Regions from separate parts of the Homo sapiens genome. Here region 1 is linked to region 2. Evidence: read pairs that join two places in POLR2A ChIA-PET (ENCODE). Cell type or tissue: HepG2. All regions are shown on one strand. Each heading gives the region's core, and the rest is flanking DNA. Links, peaks and the distances in the headings are about the cores only.

Region 1 (8,319 bases), core at 206-8,205, 82 kb after region 2:
AGGCGACTTTTTATGATACATACTCCCTTTCCTATGATCTGCACTGCTGTGGGGCCAAGCGCATCATGAAGTGAGCAAATTGGGATTTCCTGGGGACAGGGTGGGTACAGGCAATGGGAGAGCCCCTATCTGTCCACATGGACTCAGCCTTCTCAGCGCCTGGGTCTGGCTTTGGTGCTGACAAAGCATAGCCTGTATCAGACAACACGGAGCCTGATGGGCTCTCGAAGTGCTGTGGACGACACCGGCGTGTGCCCAGGGGTGCACGTGTTCCTCCTGGTGGAACCTGGATGCATTTTATTTTTATGACTACTTTCCACTCTAGTAACTACATTTTTTCATTGAAATAGGAAGTTTTCCTAAGTAGTCTTCTAGTCAATTTTATAAAAATGAACATGTGTTGGCCAGGCACGGTGGCTCATGCCTGTAATCCCAGCACTTTGAGAGGCCAAGGTGGGTGGATCACTTGAGGTCAGGAGTTTGAGACCAGCCTGGCCAACATGGCAAAACCTAATCTCTACAAAAATATGAAAACTAGCTGGACATCGTGGTGCATGCCTGTAATCCCAACTACTCAGGAGGCTGAAGCAGGAGAATCGCTTGAAGCTAGGAGGCAGAGGTTGCAGTGAGCCAAGATTCTGCCACTGCACTCCAGCCTGGGCAAAAGAGCAAGACTGTCTCGGAAAAAAAAACAAAAAAAAGCACGTGTCAAAGACTTAATTGAATTCATTAATTAATGAGAGAACTAGCAAGAAGTTACAATCAGCTCAAAGGAGATTTCAAAATCCCACATATATACAGGTCCAGGAAGAATGATGAGATAGGTTGAGTGCAGCAGCTCTCACCTGGGATCCCAGCACTTTGGGAGGTCAAGGCAGGAGGATCTGTTGAGCCCATGAGTTTGAGACCAGCCTCGGCAACACAGTGAGACCCTGTCTTTATCACACGCCCGTGTGTGCGCACACACACACACACACAAAATGCTGGCAGTGGTAGTATGTACCTATAATCCCAGCTAGGTGGGAGGATTGCTTGAGCCCAGGAGTTTGAGGCTGCAGTGAGATATGACCATACTACTGTGTACTCCAGCCTGGGCAACAGCATGAGACCTTGTCTCTAAAACGAAGAAAAAGAGAGATAAATGTATACATACAAAATTGGGCTTTTTCCCCTGTGGGAATGGGAGGGATGAAATAATCTTCCCTCCATATGACAGAATTAATTTGCAAGTCTTATGGACCAGAGTCATTTGTACTATATAATGAACTTTTCTTAAAACTTATTTTTGAAAGTCTAACCAAATGTCTCAAGAAGCATGAGAATATGTGAGGTTAGAACCCGCTCCCGCTTCCCCATTTCCCCTACTTTCCAAACATCCAACCCCATGTTAATTGCTTTATGCTATTTCAGCCTTATGACCCTGGGTGGCAGGTGCAATCCCATTTTACCCATGAGGAAGCTGAAGCTCAAAGCTAGAGCAGTTTGCTGAAGTTCACCCAGCTAATAAGACTGGATTAGGACTTAGGCCTGCCTGATTCAGGTTCTGTTCTCAGTACATGCTCATGCCAGGCATGGATGTCTTCATGTCCAGCACTCTGAACATGAGCTAGACTGCAGGTGGCTTGGACAGGCCTCAGAGTCTAGAACAGAGTGTCTCAAGGTGCAGAACCATGTTATGGAGATTAATCTGGTTGGTCCAAAGTAGTAGTAGAAAAATAAAAGCCTTATGAAATGAGCTGGGGTTTTGCATGAGAAAGTAGGGAGGTTCCGGGCATCTCAGTTAAGGTGGAATTGCAGGTCCTCGCACTAATCTTGATCCCATCTGCAGCATCTGTTCCTATTTGCACATCGCTCTAGAATTGATGAAATGCTTTTAGTGCTACCACCTCAGTGGTATTCAAATGTTATTAATGAAGAAAACAAACATAATGAAACCAATCCCTTCCAGGCCAGCATGGGAATAAGGGGGTGCAGGGAGGGGGTACACTCTTGTTTTTATTTATTATGTATTTATTTATTTTTGAGACAGAGACTCACTCTGTCACCCAGGCTGGAGTGCAGTGGCACAATCTCAGCTCACTACAACCTCTGTCTCCCAGGTTCAAGTGATTTTCGTGCCTCAGCTTCCCGAGTAGCTGAGATTACAGGTGTCTGCCACCACGCCCGGCTAATTTTTTGTATTTTTTAGTAGAGACGGGGTTTCGCCATGTTGGCCAGGCTGGTCTCAAACTCCTGACCTCAAATGATCCACCCACCTCGGCCACCTAAAGTTATAGGATTACAGGCATGAGCCACCAAGCCCAGCCTTGTGTTTTTTGTTTGATTGTTTTTTGAGACTGAATCTTGCTCTGTCACCCAGGCTGGAGTGCAGTGGTGCCACCTCGGCTCACTGTGACCTCCGCCTCCTGGGTTCAAGCGATTCTCCTGCCTCAGGCTCTGGAGTAACTGGGATTACAGTCACCCACCACTATGCCTGCCTAGTTTTTGTATTTTTAGTAGAGACAGAGATTCGCCATGTTGGCCATGCTAGTCTCAAACTCCTGACCTCAGGTTACCCGCCCTCCATGGCCTCCCAAAGTGCTAGGATTACAGGCGTGAACGCCATGCCCGACCTACTTCGTGGTTTTGACTTGCGTGCCCTCTCATTCCACCCAGGGAAGCTTTCCGCTGGGCCCTCTTCAGCATGCAGGCCACAGGCCACGTACTGCTTGGCACCTCCTGTTACCTGCAGCAGCTCCTCGATGCTACGGAGGAAGGGCAGCCCCCCAAGGGCAAGGCCTCATCCCTTATCCCGACCTGTCTGAAGATACTGCAGTGAAAGCCCAAGTCCTTGGAAGCTTTCCCCAGTGAAGGACTGACTGGGGGCCTCACGCTTAACTGGTAGTGCCCACAAGCCTGGCAGCTGTAGAGCCGCGAACCTCCCCACACCTCCCTCACCGCGCAGGACCCTGAGTGAGGAGGAGGAGCTGGAAACCTGGGGTGGGTTGGCCAAAGGAGAACCTCAAGCTCCTGGCCTGATCCAGCTCCTTCCTGCCCAAGGCAGCTTAGCCCATCCAGACTGGTCCTGAAGTCTGTCCCTCCATTGGCATGAAGTCTGCCCCTTAGCAATCTGGCCTCGCAGGCTGTACTTTCATGGTGCTCTCTACCTTCTGGCCCCCATCCCGGAACATTCCTGAGTGAATTCGCAAGCGCACTAGCATGTGATATTAGGGAGTTTGCAATAAATTATTGAGGCTGATGTATCTTCTTTGCCTGTGTTCTTTGGGGTGGGGTTTTATCTGGAAGGTTGGAGGGGGCTAAAGGAAGAGACGAATCTATTGTCAAAGTATTCTCTTTAATGTAGGATTACAGCTAATGGCACTTTTTCTACCAAAGAAGAAAAAAAAAAACAGCTGGGCACAGTGACACGTGCCTGCAGTCCCAGATACTCAGCAAGCTGGGGTGGAAGCATCCCTTGAGACCAGGAGTTCAAGGCCAGGCTGGAGCACAATAGCAAGACCCCAGGCTCCTTAAAAAACAAAATTGCAGTTGATTTTGAAACTAAAGTCAGCTGAATTTGAGGCTTGAGCTGACCATGTAATTGATACCATAAGTAACAATTTCCTAATTAAATTCACCTATCAGAGGAGCTTCAATTGAGCAGGTGGGATTAAGTCACTCTTCTAATTTCTCAGTGTCCCATTTTATAATAACCGTTTAAGTGGTTAGGTGAAAAAGTACTACTCAAGCTGTAAGGCATTTCTCCATCAATGCCCATCCTAACTTGCCAGACAGCTTATCTTTCATGTTCAGGACTTTCAACCTCGGGATTTCAAAGTGGGCTCATAGGTAGCCCCAAAGAGTAGGAGCTTCTCATCAGTGTGAGCTGGCATTTTCCAGTATTGGACAACTCAAGACAAGCATGAAAGGCTGAACTTAGGCTGGGCATGGTGGCTCACGCCGTAATCCCAGCACTTTGGGAGGCCGAGCCAGGCAGATTACCTGAGGTCAGGAGTTCAAGACCAGCCTGACCAACATGGTGAAACCCGGTTTCTATTAAAAACAAAAAAATTAGCTGGCCAGCATGGCAGGCGCCTGTACTCCCAGCTGTTTGGGAGGCTGAGGCAGTAGAATCGCTTGAACCTGGGAGGCAGAGGTTGTGGTAAGCCAAGATCGTGCCACTGCACTACAGCCTGGGTGACAGAGCGAGACTCCATCTCAAAAAAAAAAAAAAAAGGCTGAACTTGTAGAACTTGTAGGTGACTGTTTTATTTAGTCTGTGACTGAAAGATTTAAAAACTTGGCCAGGTGCAGTGGCTCATGCCGGATATCCCGGCACTTTGGGAGGCTGAGGCAGGAGTATCGCTTGAGGCCAGGAGTTCAAGAGCAGCCTGGGCAACATAGCCAGACCCTGTCTCTACACTAGATAATAAAAAAAAATTAGCAGAGCATGGTGGCTGTAGTCCCAGCTACTCAGGAGCCTGAGGCAGGAGGTTCACTGGAGCCCAGTAGGTCGCGGCTGCAGTGAGCTATGATTGTGCCACTGCACTCCAGCCTGGGCAACAGAGTGAGAGCCTGTCTCTGGGAAAAAAAAAAAAGAGGATTCAAAAACTCTATCACAGCCAGCCGCAGTGGCTCACGCCTGTAATCCCAGCGCTTTGGGAGGCCAAGGCGGGTGGATCACAAGGTCAGGCATTTGAGAGCAGCCTGGCCAACATGGCCAAATCCCGTCTCTACTAAAAGTACAAAATATTGGCCGGGCATGGTGGTGGGCACCTGTAATCTCAGCTACTCGGGGGGCTGAGGCAGGAGAATTGCTTGAACCTGGGAGGTGCAGGTTGCAGTGAGCCGAGATTGTGCCATTGCACTCTAGCCTGGACGACAGAGTGAGACTCCGTCTCAAAAAAGAAACAAACAAACAAAAAACGAAAAACAAAACAAAACCTATTGTTTCACTACTCTTACTATAAAGCCTATTTGGATGTAGTAAATACTAAGGCAAAGGCCTATATTACCAAAGATGGTCTGGGAGCTATTTATGGCAGCGGACCCAAACCCTGCAGCCTATGGGCAAAGCGGCTGAAGCTCGCTGAAGAGGGCCTGCTATTCCGGGCTCTCCTGCTCTTTTGCAGTTATGGCTGGAGGCTGGCCCGGTGCCAGGCTGGCTCCATGGGGTGGGCTGTCTGGCAGGGAGGCCTGATGTTTGTATTAGCACAGAAGCTATCCCAGTCCACCCTTGATGAAGCTGTGGCGGGGCCTACCTGCTCCTTCCGTAAAGTGCTCAGTAACAGAGTTGGAGTGGGGGTGGGAGGCTCGGTATTTGTCCCAAGCTTCCCTCCTCCTGAGATCCGGAGTTTCACAAGTGAATCTTGAGCAACTGCCCATGGTCTCTTGGCATTGAGCCCAGGGAAAACAAGGTTCTTTCTTTTCTTCCAGGAGCTCGAGGCTAATGGAGTCAAAGCAGCTGTGGTCAGTGAACAGAAAAGGCAGCCTCTGATGAGGCTTGGGGGCTGGGGAGGGAAGATTCCAAACAGCAAAGGAGTTTGAGCCTCTGTAGGGCCTGGCGGTCCTAGTGGGGGAACGGCCTTTCCTGGGGCCCCCCGCACAGCCAGGAGCAGCTGTCGTCAAGGTGGACTGTGTCCCAGCCCCTCCAGCTCAGCCTTTTCATCTGTTCAAGCTGGTGCTCGGGAGTGCACAGGATGCCTTTCAGAAGAATTCTAAATCCCGGGGGCCTGTGATGCCACAGTCACATGTCTGAGCCCAAAACAAGAGAACCACTTGTGTTTTTGCCACTCTTCTTACCAGCGATGCCCATATTTGTGCATATAATTTTTTTTTTTTTGAGACGCAGTCTCACTCTGTCGCCTGGGCTGGAGTGCAGTAGTGTGATCTCGGCTCACTGCAAGCTCCGCCTCCCGGGTTCATGCCATTCTCCTGCCTCAGCCTCCCAAGTAGCTGGGACTACAGGCACCCGCCACCACGCCCAGCTAATTTTTTGTATTTTTAGTAGAGACGGGGTTTCACCGTGTTAGCCAGGATGGTGTCGATCTCCTGACCTCGTGATCCGCCGGCCTCGGCCTCCCAAAGTGCTGGGATTACAGGCGCAAGCCACCGCGCCCGACCCATATATGTATTTTTTGTGGGGTGGGGGAAATACTGATTCTGAGATGTGTGCTGCCTGGAATCCCATGGCCACCGTGACCAGGGTTGTAGGGGGCCCAGGGGCCCAGGGTCTTTGATGTCAGCCGCATCTCCTGGCCAGCATTGACCCAGGGGTCCCACGTCAGCTGGTTTAGTGGGGGCCGCTCCCTGGGGTCGAGGCTGAGGAATTGTTTTACTAGTGTTTCCAGTGGAAACGAAGAAATAGGTGGAGAGTCATACTGTCACATAGCCTGAGGCGGGAAGGGACCACGGGTGGGGCTGGATGTTCTTTCAGCCTCCCTGGCAGAGATCACTGACAGAGTGGTCAGCTTGGCCAAGCTTCTGCGGTGGATGGCTCTGATGTAGGGGAGGGAGGCAATCCCCAGAGCAGGAATGGGTTCCCAGGGGCCCCTATCCTTGCAGGGGAGGCGCTGGCCATCCTCCCCTCAGAGCCTTCTTCACTGCAGCCCGTAGGGGGGCGAGTGACCTGGAGGATCCGTGCCCCAGGGGCAAACCTCTGGGCTCTGGCTTCAGCCCCACCCGGGAAAACATTCACAGCTCCTCCGGAGAAGCGCCCTGCTGCAGGAAGACTCTAGGGCAGGGCCCAGCTGCGAGGCTACTGGCCTGTTGGTGACAGTACCCCAGGCTTCAAACTCTCTGGGCCTGTTGGCAATTCCCTTCCCTGGGTACAACAGATTCCCACCCGGCCCGCCCTTCTGCTCGCCCCACGGGGAAGTGGCCCAGGAGTGGAGGCGTGGACAGGCATCCCGATGGCTCAGAGTCGGGGTCAGCCTGGACAGCACGGCCTCTGGGGGTCAGACGGGGAGCGAGGGGAAGGTGCCAGGCTCCAGGACAGCCCTTGACAGGCGGTCTGACGGCCTCGGGTCTCCTCTTTTCTGGCCTCGGGGACGGGGCCAGGCGGCGGTGAGCCGCGGGGGGCGGGGCTTTAATGGCCATCGGCCCCACCCAGCCTGCGCTGGGAAGCGGAGACAGGGACGCCCCTGCTCCAGCAGAGCCTGACCCCTGCGGGCTGCCGGGGCCGCCTCCCTCTAGGCGCTGCTGCGCCCACACGGACAGGCGCCCTCTGCGGGTCCCGCGGCTCCCGGCCCCATTCAGCGCCTCCAGATGCCTCACCCGAGCCCTCTCCGCTGGGTCCCCGGGGCCTCAAAGCGCCGACCAAGCCGGGGAGTCACTCCCCTGAGCCACCCGATCTTCCCATGGATCCTTTGGATCCCTGGGTTTTGGAGTTTGTCCTTCCTAAGTGCCGCCTGCCTGGACGCGACTGCCCCAGGACCACAGCTGACCCAGTGCGGCTGCGTCCCCTGCGGGCCACCATCAAGGGCACAGGCATCAGGTCCCCCAAGACTCAGTGACCCGCCCTGCCCGGGGCTGACCCTCAGGGTGGGGAAAGGCCACTAACTCTGGTCCTCTCCCCTTCCTCAAGGCTCCTTCCTCACCTGGGGTGAAGGGCTGCCAGTCCCAGCACCTCAGGGGCCTTCCTGTTTCATTTATACCAACAAATAATCATTCAGTGTGCTGGGACAGAGAAGACAGACACGCTGGCCCCCGGGTGGGCGAGAGAGACTGGTCTGTAAGTGCAGAAAACTCCCAATAGGGACGGGCTAGGAAGGAAACACCAGGAAAAGTGAGGGTGGAAGATGGGGGTGACCCTACTGCAGATGAGATGCTCAGGGAGGGCTTCTCTAGGAGAAGGTGCCATTAACTAGATTGACAAAACGGAAGGGCAGGGCCTGTGAAAGTCTTCTAAGAGAGGGACTGGCAGTGCCCAGGGGGCTGTCGTAGGGATGGAAATAGGACAGCAAGATGGGTGTGGGGAGTGTGAGCCTGGCAGACAGGACCCAGGCTCTATGTGATGGGTGCAGGGGGGGGACCCACGGAGGCCCTGAGAAAGCCCTGGGCCTCAGAAGACAGGGAAACAAGAGGACCCACTTAGAGGCCCTCACAACCTTTGCACAGACAGTGTAAAACGGCTCAGGCCAGAATGTGGTTTAGGTTTCAGAAGGGTGCTGTGTCCCCCACCCTCTTCTTGAGGCTAAAGGGCTCCAACTCCTTAGGCGATTACCACATGGTTCTGGGGCCCCACAGACAGCCTTCTGATGGTTTTTGTCTGTGGCCAGGCAGGGGGCAGGGGGTGACTGCCCCTTCCTTGGCCAAGGGGACAGATAAAGGGAGCCTCTG
Region 2 (8,319 bases), core at 48-8,047:
GGTTTTCAGTGGCTTCTTAAGGTGTCTGTGAGCCACCATGGGTTAACAGCCAGGAAGCTTTGGGGACAGCTGCTCCCCAGAGAGGAAAAGAGCAGGGCCTCTGCCGCCAAACACACCCAGGCTTCAGCTCTCGCACCCTCCATGAAACCTCTCCTGGTGGTGGGGCCCCTTCCTGCCTCCCTGGCCCACTGACAGGCTCTCGAGAACAGGAACTTTTAGGGGATATCCACGTGGGGCCAGGTATATACTGGAGGCTGCAGGTTTGAAATAAGAGGCAGGAGATTATTATAGAATCAGACCAGAGTGACAAGTGCCCAGGAAGATGAGGGAAGGAAGGCGGGAAGAGGAATGTGTAACGCTTGTCAAGCATCAGGTATGAACCTCGCCCATACCTGTTTGGTTATTTGTCTCATGCCTTGAGTTAGGCATGCTTATTATCCCCATTTTACTGATGGGAAAACTATGATGCAGAGAGGTGAAATGACTCCCCCAGGAAATGAAGACACTGGGATTCAAACTCAGGCCCCTCGCCAAAGGCCGGTGCATATTCCTCTCCCTCTCCACGTCTCTCATTTTTGAAGTGGGCCTTTAGGAATAACATTTCAGGCAGGGTGCAGTGGCTCATGCCTGTAATCCCAGCACTTTAGGAGGCCAAGATGGGCAGATTACCTGAGGTCAGGAGTTCAAGACTAGCCTTGCCAACATGGCAAAACCCCATCTCTATTAAAAATATAAAAATTAGCCAGGTGTGGTGGCACATGTCTGTAACCCCAGCTACTCGGGAGGCTGAGGCAGGAGAATCACTTGAACCTGGGAGGTGGAGGTTGCAGTGAGCCGAGATCACGCCACTGCACTCCAGCCTGAGCGACAGAGCAAGACTCCGTCTCAAAAAGAACAGGATTTCAGTAAGTGAAGGGGAAGGGAGAGAGCATTCCCTGCTGACAGAACAGCAGAAGCAAAAGGCATGGGAGCCACACAGTCCAGTGGGTGTTGGAGGACAGATGAACAGCTTGTGGTGGCCAGGGTCTTGGAAGGCCAGGAGAGGAGCTTATGTTCTTTCTTGAGGGAAATGGGGAGCCACTGAAGGTTTTAAAGCAGGGCAAGTGCCACGTCCAGCAATTTTAAAAGCAGAGAAGCTGCTGCCTTGCGTTGCTTTTCTTTCCTGTCAGCCCCTTGAGGAAGGCATGGGGGCCCCCAGCCCTCACATGTCATTCCATGCCCTGTTTTTTTTTTAGGCTCATCCAGTGAGGACTGGAAGGTGGGGGCTTTAGGCCCAGGCATCGGAGTAGACCATGGCCTCCAGCCCATGGGGCTGTGTATGTGGCCTTCTGCTGTTGCTGCTGCCACTCCTGGGGACTGGCCCTGCCCTGGGGAGGGGCTTTCCCAGGCCACTTGAAAACTCCGAAATCCCTATGATCCCTGGAGCCCACCCCAAGGGCTCTGTGGGCTCAGAGCCCCAGGCCTTTGACGTGTTCCCGGAGAACCCCAGAGCTGACAGTCACAGGAACTCTGATGTCCGCCACGCCCCTGCTGAAGAGATGCCTGAGAAGCCTGTAGCCTCTCCCCTTGGCCCAGCCCTGTACGGGCCCAAAGCAGCACAAGGAGCTCAGAGAGAACGACTCCCAGTAACTGATGACCTCCAGATGGCTCAAGGACCAAGCTCCCACGGCTGGACAGGACCTCTGGACTCACAAGAGCTTCTGCAGCAAGAAGCAGTGGCTCCCCACCCAGTGGGCCACCCTCATCTCACTTTCATCCCCACAACTCCCAGACGTCAACTCAGGGTAGCCACAGTTCCTCCCTCCCTGCAGCATGAAGGCCAAGAGGGACAGTGGCCACCTAGAGATGAGGGTCTGAAGGCCAAAACTAAGAGCAGGGTCCCACCCACTTCTCCCTCAGACCACCAGGGCCCACCCCACACCCTTGTTTCCCACTCAGGTACTGTCAAGAGGCCAGTGCTGGAAGGACAGGGTGGGTTTGAGGAACACTTGCAGGAGGCAGCTCAAGGTCCCCACTTCACCCAGCAGGATCCAGCAGCCCCTGATGTTGGCTCAGTACCCCCAGTTGAGGTGGTGTACTCTCAGGAGCCAGGGGCCCAGCCAGACTTGGCATTGGCCAGAAGCCTTCCTCCTGCTGAGGAGCTGCCGGTTGAGACCCCCAAGAGGGCTGGCGCTGAGGTGTCCTGGGAAGTCAGCTCCCCAGGTCCCCCGCCCAAGCAGGCTGACCTTCCTGACGCTAAGGATTCACCAGGACCCCAGCCCACGGATCCACCCGCCTCAGAGGCTCCTGATCGGCCGTCTAAGCCAGGTGGGTATCAATGAGTGTGCTGAGCGATGTTCTGGGGCAGCTGGATGCCTCAATTCTGTTTGACCCTGGGTCCCTCTAGGTCTCATTTTCCTCTTTGTGGCAAATGAGGTTGATTGTGACTCAATCCTGAGGGATTAGGAGGACCATAGGAGGGTCAGGTAAGGTGATGACTGCTTTGTCATTTCAGAGAGAGCAGCAATGAATGGAGCAGACCCCATCTCCCCCCAGCGGGTGAGAGGAGCTGTGGAGGCCCCAGGCACCCCCAAGTCTCTCATCCCTGGTCCCTCAGACCCTGGCCCAGCTGTAAACCGAACAGAGAGCCCCATGGGGGCCCTGCAGCCAGGTGAGAGCATGGCTGGGGTGTGGGGAGAGGGAGTGCTCTGTCTAGTAACTGAGAACCTCTGTTGGGGATGTATGGGGGCGGAGGGTGGGGAATGAATGGAGACAATCACCTCCTTAAAGGAGTTGCCCAGGGCCTCCTTCAAACAACCTAGGATAATAAATTCATACTCACTGGGAAATCTGGGAGAAGTCATTTGCCCTTTTGGGGCTAGAATGTTCTAATATGTAACATGGATATGTTTAGAACAAAAAAAATATATAAAAATTAGTTGGGCGTGGTGGTGCATACCTGTAGTCCCAGCTATTCCGGAGGCTGAGGTGGGAGATCACTTGTCCTGGAGGTCAAGGCTGCAGTAAGCCCACATTGCACCACTGCACACCAGCCTGGATGACAGAGTGAGAACCTGTCAAAAGAAAAAAAGAAAAAAATTCCAATGCCCAAGCCACGTCCCAAGAAATTCTTATTCCTTGGTCTCCAGAAGATTCTAATATGCAGCCCATGTGTCGAACTGCTGGGGTACTACCTCCCTGATAGTAGCATTAATGAAAATGATAGCTGACATCCATTTAGCACTTACTGGGTGTTGGGCACCGGGCTAAACATTTCATCTTCTTCACAACGCAATGAGGCAGGTGCTGTTATCTCCATTTTGCAGATTTGTTTGGAAAAGTTAAATGACTTGCCAACCACACTAGAGGGTGATACAAAATCAAAAGCACTTTTCAAATGGCTATTTTAATATTGTTATAATTGCAGATGAAGCCGAGGAGTGGCCGGGGCGCCCCCAAAGCCATCCCCCAGCACCCCCAGTCCAGGCCCCCTCGACGTCACGCCGGGGCCTCATTCGAGTCACCACGCAGCGAGCCCTGGGCCAGCCTCCCCCTCCGGAGCCCACCGCCAGCTCCATGGCTTCAGCCCCAGCCTCCAGCCCCCCAGCCAACGCCACTGCACCCCCGCTACGCTGGGGCCCCCTTCGGCGGGTCCTGAGCTTCTCCTGGGAGCTGCACGTCTACGGGGTGGGGGTACTCTTTCTGCTGCCCGCGTTGTTGGCGCTGGCTGCGCTGGCAGCCGCCCCAGCAGGGCCCCGGCTGGCATTGGTGGCCGCGGTGCTGGTGCTCGTGGCTTCGGCGCTGCGATCCGCCTACATGCTTACCGACCCTTACGGCTCGCAGGCGCGGCTGGGCGTTCGCGGGGGCCTGGTGCTCTACAACCTGCCCTTCCCCTTGCTGCTTACGGCGCTGGCAGCCCTGACTCTGCTCGGCCTGGGCGCGGGGCTGCCGCCACCGCTGCAAAACCCACTCCTGCTGGGAGCAGTGGCGCTGGTGCATGGTGTAGGGTTGCTCGCGACAGACCTGCTGTCCACATGGTCTGTGCTCAACCTCCTGACGCAGGGCTTGTCGTGCGCCTGGGGCGCGGCCGTGGCTCTGGGCACGCTCTGCCTGTGCCGTCGCCGCCTGCTGGACGGCCCACGGGGCTGGGATGCCAGCCCGGGCCCTCGGCTGTTGGCTGTGGCGGGCGCGCTGGGGCTGCTGGCTAGCGGCTTGCAGCTGGCGGCTGCGCTCTGGCTGTACCCGGGCCCAGGCCGCGTGGGCCGCTTCTCGTGGGCCTGGTGGGGTGTCCACTTCTGGCTGCGCCTCCTGGAGCTGACATGGGCGCTCGCCCTGGCGTTGGCCGCGGTGGCTGCCGCGAGACCCAGGCCGCCCACGGAGCACGCTTGCTGGGCTAAGCTGATGCGTCTGGCGTGCCCGGCGCCGTCAGGAAAGAGCGAGGTGCCGGAGCGACCCAATAACTGCTATGCAGGGCCCAGCAACGTTGGTGCAGGCAGCTTGGACATCAGCAAGAGCCTCATCCGCAACCCGGCGGAGAGTGGGCAGCTGGCCACGCCCAGTTCAGGCGCCTGGGGCTCGGCTGCGTCGTTGGGTCGCGGACCCCAGGGTGGCCCGGGACTGTCCCGCAACGGTGTGGGACCGGCGCCATCGCTGAGCGAGCTGGATCTGCGGCCGCCATCGCCCATCAACCTGAGCCGCAGCATCGACGCCGCGCTCTTCCGCGAGCACCTAGTGCGAGACAGTGTGTTCCAGCGCTGCGGCCTCCGCGGCCTGGCCTCCCCGCCGCCTGGAGGCGCTCTGCGGCCGCGCCGGGGCAGCCATCCCAAAGCCGAGCTCGACGACGCTGGCTCCTCGCTCCTCCGCGGCCGCTGCAGGTCGCTCAGCGACGTGCGCGTGCGCGGGCCGGTCCCACAGCACGTAGTGGAAGCACCCGACGGGGCAGCCGCTGCGGCTTCTGGCAGCTCCCTCGACAGCTTCTCCAGGGGTTCACTCAAGATCAGTTGGAACCCCTGGCGCCACGGGCTGTCATCAGTGGACAGTCTGCCCCTAGATGAGTTGCCCAGCACGGTACAGCTACTGCCTGCCCCGACCCCAGCCCCTGATTCTACCGCCGCTCGGCAGGGGGACGGCCAGGGAGAGGTCCAGCCGCGCGGCAAGCCTGGGGAATCCCGCAGCGCCTCCAGTGATACCATCGAGCTTTGAAGAGCGGTCCTGACGCAGGGCCAGGACCCTGCCCGATGCCCACATGGCATGGCCTACTGGGACAGTTGAGCCTTTAAAAAATGGGCATCCTGGCCAGGCGCGGTGGCTCACGCCAGGAATCCCAGCACTTTGGGAGGCCGAGGTGGGTGGAACACGAGGTCAGGAGTTCGAGATCAGCCTCCTGGTCTCGAACATAGCGAAACCCTCGTCTCTACTAAAAATACAAAAAAATTAGCCAGGTGGCACACGCCTGTAGTCCCAGCTACTCGGGAGGCTGAGGCGGGAGAATTGCTTGAACAGGGAGGCAGAGGTTGCAGTGAGCCGAGACCACGCCATTGCACTCCAGCCTGGGTGACAAGAGTGAGACTCCGTCTCAAAAAAAAAAAAAAAAAAAAAAAAAAAAAAGGCATCCCCAGGCCTCTCTACCTGACGGCAACCCCCGGGGGACAGCCAGGTTTGAACTCACCCCACCCCCATGCCGTTTTTTGCTTTTAATATTTCTATTTTTTTTTCAGCCGGCATTTTGCACAGAGGCCGTGTCTTATGCGGAATACAGGGTGGGTGTGCATGGATTCGGGCATGAAGAACAGGGAGCAGGTGCCCCAGACTCCCCAACGTGGAGTGATGAGCCTCGCTTGTCTAGATTGTCCTCTTTGTGCCAAAGAAATAAACCCTTAGGACTTGGCTCATGCTTCCCTCTGGCCATGCCAGGATCCTGTACTCATAGGAGGAAGGAGAGACTGGAGGCCCTGCCTCCCAGTCATTCTAAGTCCTGTGTATTGGACGGAGAGCAGGACTCCGAGGAAAGGTTGCTTGAGGCTTGGAGGCTCTGGTCATAATGGCGACCACACTTTTATTGAATATCTGTTGTGTACTGTCCAGGTCTTCACATTTGTCACCTCATTTAATTCTCATGTTAAGCCTGAGTGGAAAGCATTATGAAGCCCATTTGAGGAAAGAGAAGAGTGAAGTTCAGAGGCAAAAGTCATCTGTCCAGGGTCCTTTGCCAAATGACAGCTGGCATGGAACCCTCCTAAGGCTGATTCCTCTATCCTCCTTCTCCTAACAGCACTTCAGGGGCAACCTTCTCCTCTATCTTTTCTCCACTCACCATCAAAGAAGCCCTCAATTTCCCAGGATTCTAGGACATTTCCCTAAGGTGGGGGTGGTGGGACAGGTAGTAAGACTGATGCCTTTTAACTTTCCAAGACCTTTCTTTATTTCCTGAGATGAATAAATAAGTGGCAATGGGGTGTGGGGATGTGGTGAACACAGAACAGGAACTGGCAGCATGCAGCTGGCAGGAGGGAGCTGTGATGGCCCCACCCCTGTGAGGACCACCTAATCCTAAGCAGGGGCCAAAGCTCTAGCAGCCACCATTAAGGAAAAACTTTTGAAATTCACACATTGTGAAGCCTGCCAGTCCCCGCCAGGTGAAGAGCTCATGGTATCCACCTTCAGGGCTACTTTTTACCCCAGGGGCCTTGTCTGCCCGGGCCTGGGTACCTGGGCTGCTCTGTAAGGCAGGTAGGGGTGCTTACCCCACTCTCAAAAATAAACCAAGCTGTCCTGAGTGTCCAGCAGGAGGGCAGCCCAAGCTCTGGGGGCAGCGTGGGTGGGAGGAGGTCCTACAGGTGGTGGCCGCGATTATCTGCCCTTGATGAAGCCCTCCAGCACACGGTCACTGCGCTCTGACAACCAGTAGCCAGTCATGGCCGCCACAGCCCCAATGAAGATGGCGGTGAACACCAAGTCGCCCTTAGCAGCCAGCGTGGCCAGTGCACAGATGATGATGCCAAAGAACATCTGCTGCAGCACCACCAACTCGTCTTCTGTCATCTCTGAGAAGAAGCCTGCTGACTCTGCAGAGGAGCAAGAGATGCAGCCTGGCACTCGTATCCCTGTTCCTGGTAGTTCTTGGAGTCTCCCCAGAACTCCCACACACCTGATCATCATGGCCACCAGGCCTGCCCAGCAAGCCAGGCACACTACATTTACTGCTCAAAACCACCCTGCAAGGGGCAGTTACCATCCCTGTCTCACTAAATGGGAAAGTGAGGCTCAGAGAGGTAAAGGGGTTGGACTTGCCAAGGCCATGTGGTGGACAAGTTGGGGGCAGAGCATTTATTACGTGTATGAGTCTCGTTCCACGGTCAGACTGTCTGGATTGGGATCCCAGCTTTGCGACTTGCTTGCCATATAGCCCTGGGAAAGTAGCTTCATCTCTCTGCATCTTCATTTTTACATATGTAGAGTGGGGATGAGAACCCAACTTCCAGCGTCGGGTTGTTTCAGGGGTTAAATCAGTTAAGATGGGGAATGCACCTAGAACAGCATCTGACACAGTAATTGCTGGGGAAATGGTCCCTGCCATCATCGTTGTGATTACCCTGCATCTCACCACACCCCCGGCCTAGGACAGCTCTCAGCAGGCCAGGGCAAACACTGGTCCCATTGGATAGATGAGGAAACAGGTTAAGGAGGCAGACTGATTTGATGCCAGGTCTGATTCCCTTTGTACCCTGGAAGGTATAAGGCTGCTGAGAGCCAACCTGGAGATCAGATGTAGAGCCCGGTCTCAGTGCAGCCTCCAGGGGGCTGGGTGGCAGTAGGGATGGGGCAGGGCCTGGAGCTGCCACTGCTACCTGGGGAAGGGGCTTGCCTGCCTTCTCTTTGAATGAGGACCTCCCCTCTCCCGCCCCAGGGCTCACCTGGGATCTGCTCCTTCACACAGATGCCTTCCATCTGCTTGTAGCCCTCGGCACAGATGCAGCGATAACCGCCCTCGGTGTTTTCACACTGCTTGTTCTCTCCCGGACACACCTCTGTCTCACACTCATCCACATCTTGAGGGGAGGGAGGGGTCAGAGTCCTGCTAGGGCCCCCCACCCAGCACCCTGACTCCATCTTGTCCATCTCTCAACACTCCCCTCTGCCCTTGCCCAGGCAACATTCCACCCTTCCTTCCCCCACCTGCCCATATTCCAGCCTCTTCACCATTCATGCTGGGTGAGGCACTCCCAGGTGCCTGTGTCCCATCAGCAGGAGACTCACCGAGACACTTGGAGCCCACCTGCTGATAGCCAGGGCTACACTTCTTACAGCGACCTGGCCCTGCCCCCATGCAGCCTAGGCAGG

What was found. Peaks named below come from ENCODE experiments on the same cell type or tissue, not always from the same donor. Only the 100,000 strongest peaks of a DNase experiment are listed, where the experiment ranks them.
Region 1: POLR2A ChIA-PET joins it to region 2 with 28 read pairs; 18 of 35 experiments call an interaction of 5 or more read pairs at or near these places.

What each region holds. Positions count from the first base shown.
Region 1 is chr3:9,861,633-9,869,951 of GRCh38, reverse strand. CIDEC (cell death inducing DFFA like effector c) reads left to right here. Exons shown (of 7, transcript NM_001321142.2): 6 at 1-70; 7 at 2,656-3,238. The coding sequence ends at 2,818. Among named protein-coding and RNA genes, the nearest start is that of CIDEC, 14 kb to the left of the region's middle. RefSeq lists silencers at 5,573-5,867, 6,973-7,267. In HepG2, for the core only: a CTCF peak has its summit at 7,175 (motif pointing left); DNase peaks (open chromatin) are centred at 5,131, 5,681 and 7,141; H3K4me3 peaks cover 2,448 bases.
Region 2 is chr3:9,943,089-9,951,407 of GRCh38, reverse strand. CRELD1 (CRELD disulfide isomerase 1) reads right to left here. Exons shown (of 11, transcript NM_001077415.3): 9 at 8,236-8,319; 10 at 7,893-8,027; 11 at 6,002-7,043. The coding sequence ends at 6,829. It overlaps PRRT3 (proline rich transmembrane protein 3), which reads left to right. Exons shown (of 4, transcript NM_207351.5): 2 at 1,236-2,307; 3 at 2,495-2,650; 4 at 3,407-5,866. The coding sequence starts at 1,293. The coding sequence ends at 5,181. PRRT3-AS1 (PRRT3 antisense RNA 1) reads right to left here and starts at 4,004. Exons shown (of 4, transcript NR_046734.1): 1 at 3,804-4,004; 2 at 3,228-3,341; 3 at 2,939-3,053. RefSeq lists enhancers at 3,750-4,411, 5,074-5,736. In HepG2, for the core only: CTCF peaks have their summits at 4,103 (motif pointing left) and 4,770; DNase peaks (open chromatin) are centred at 4,047 and 4,817; H3K4me3 peaks cover 2,370 bases.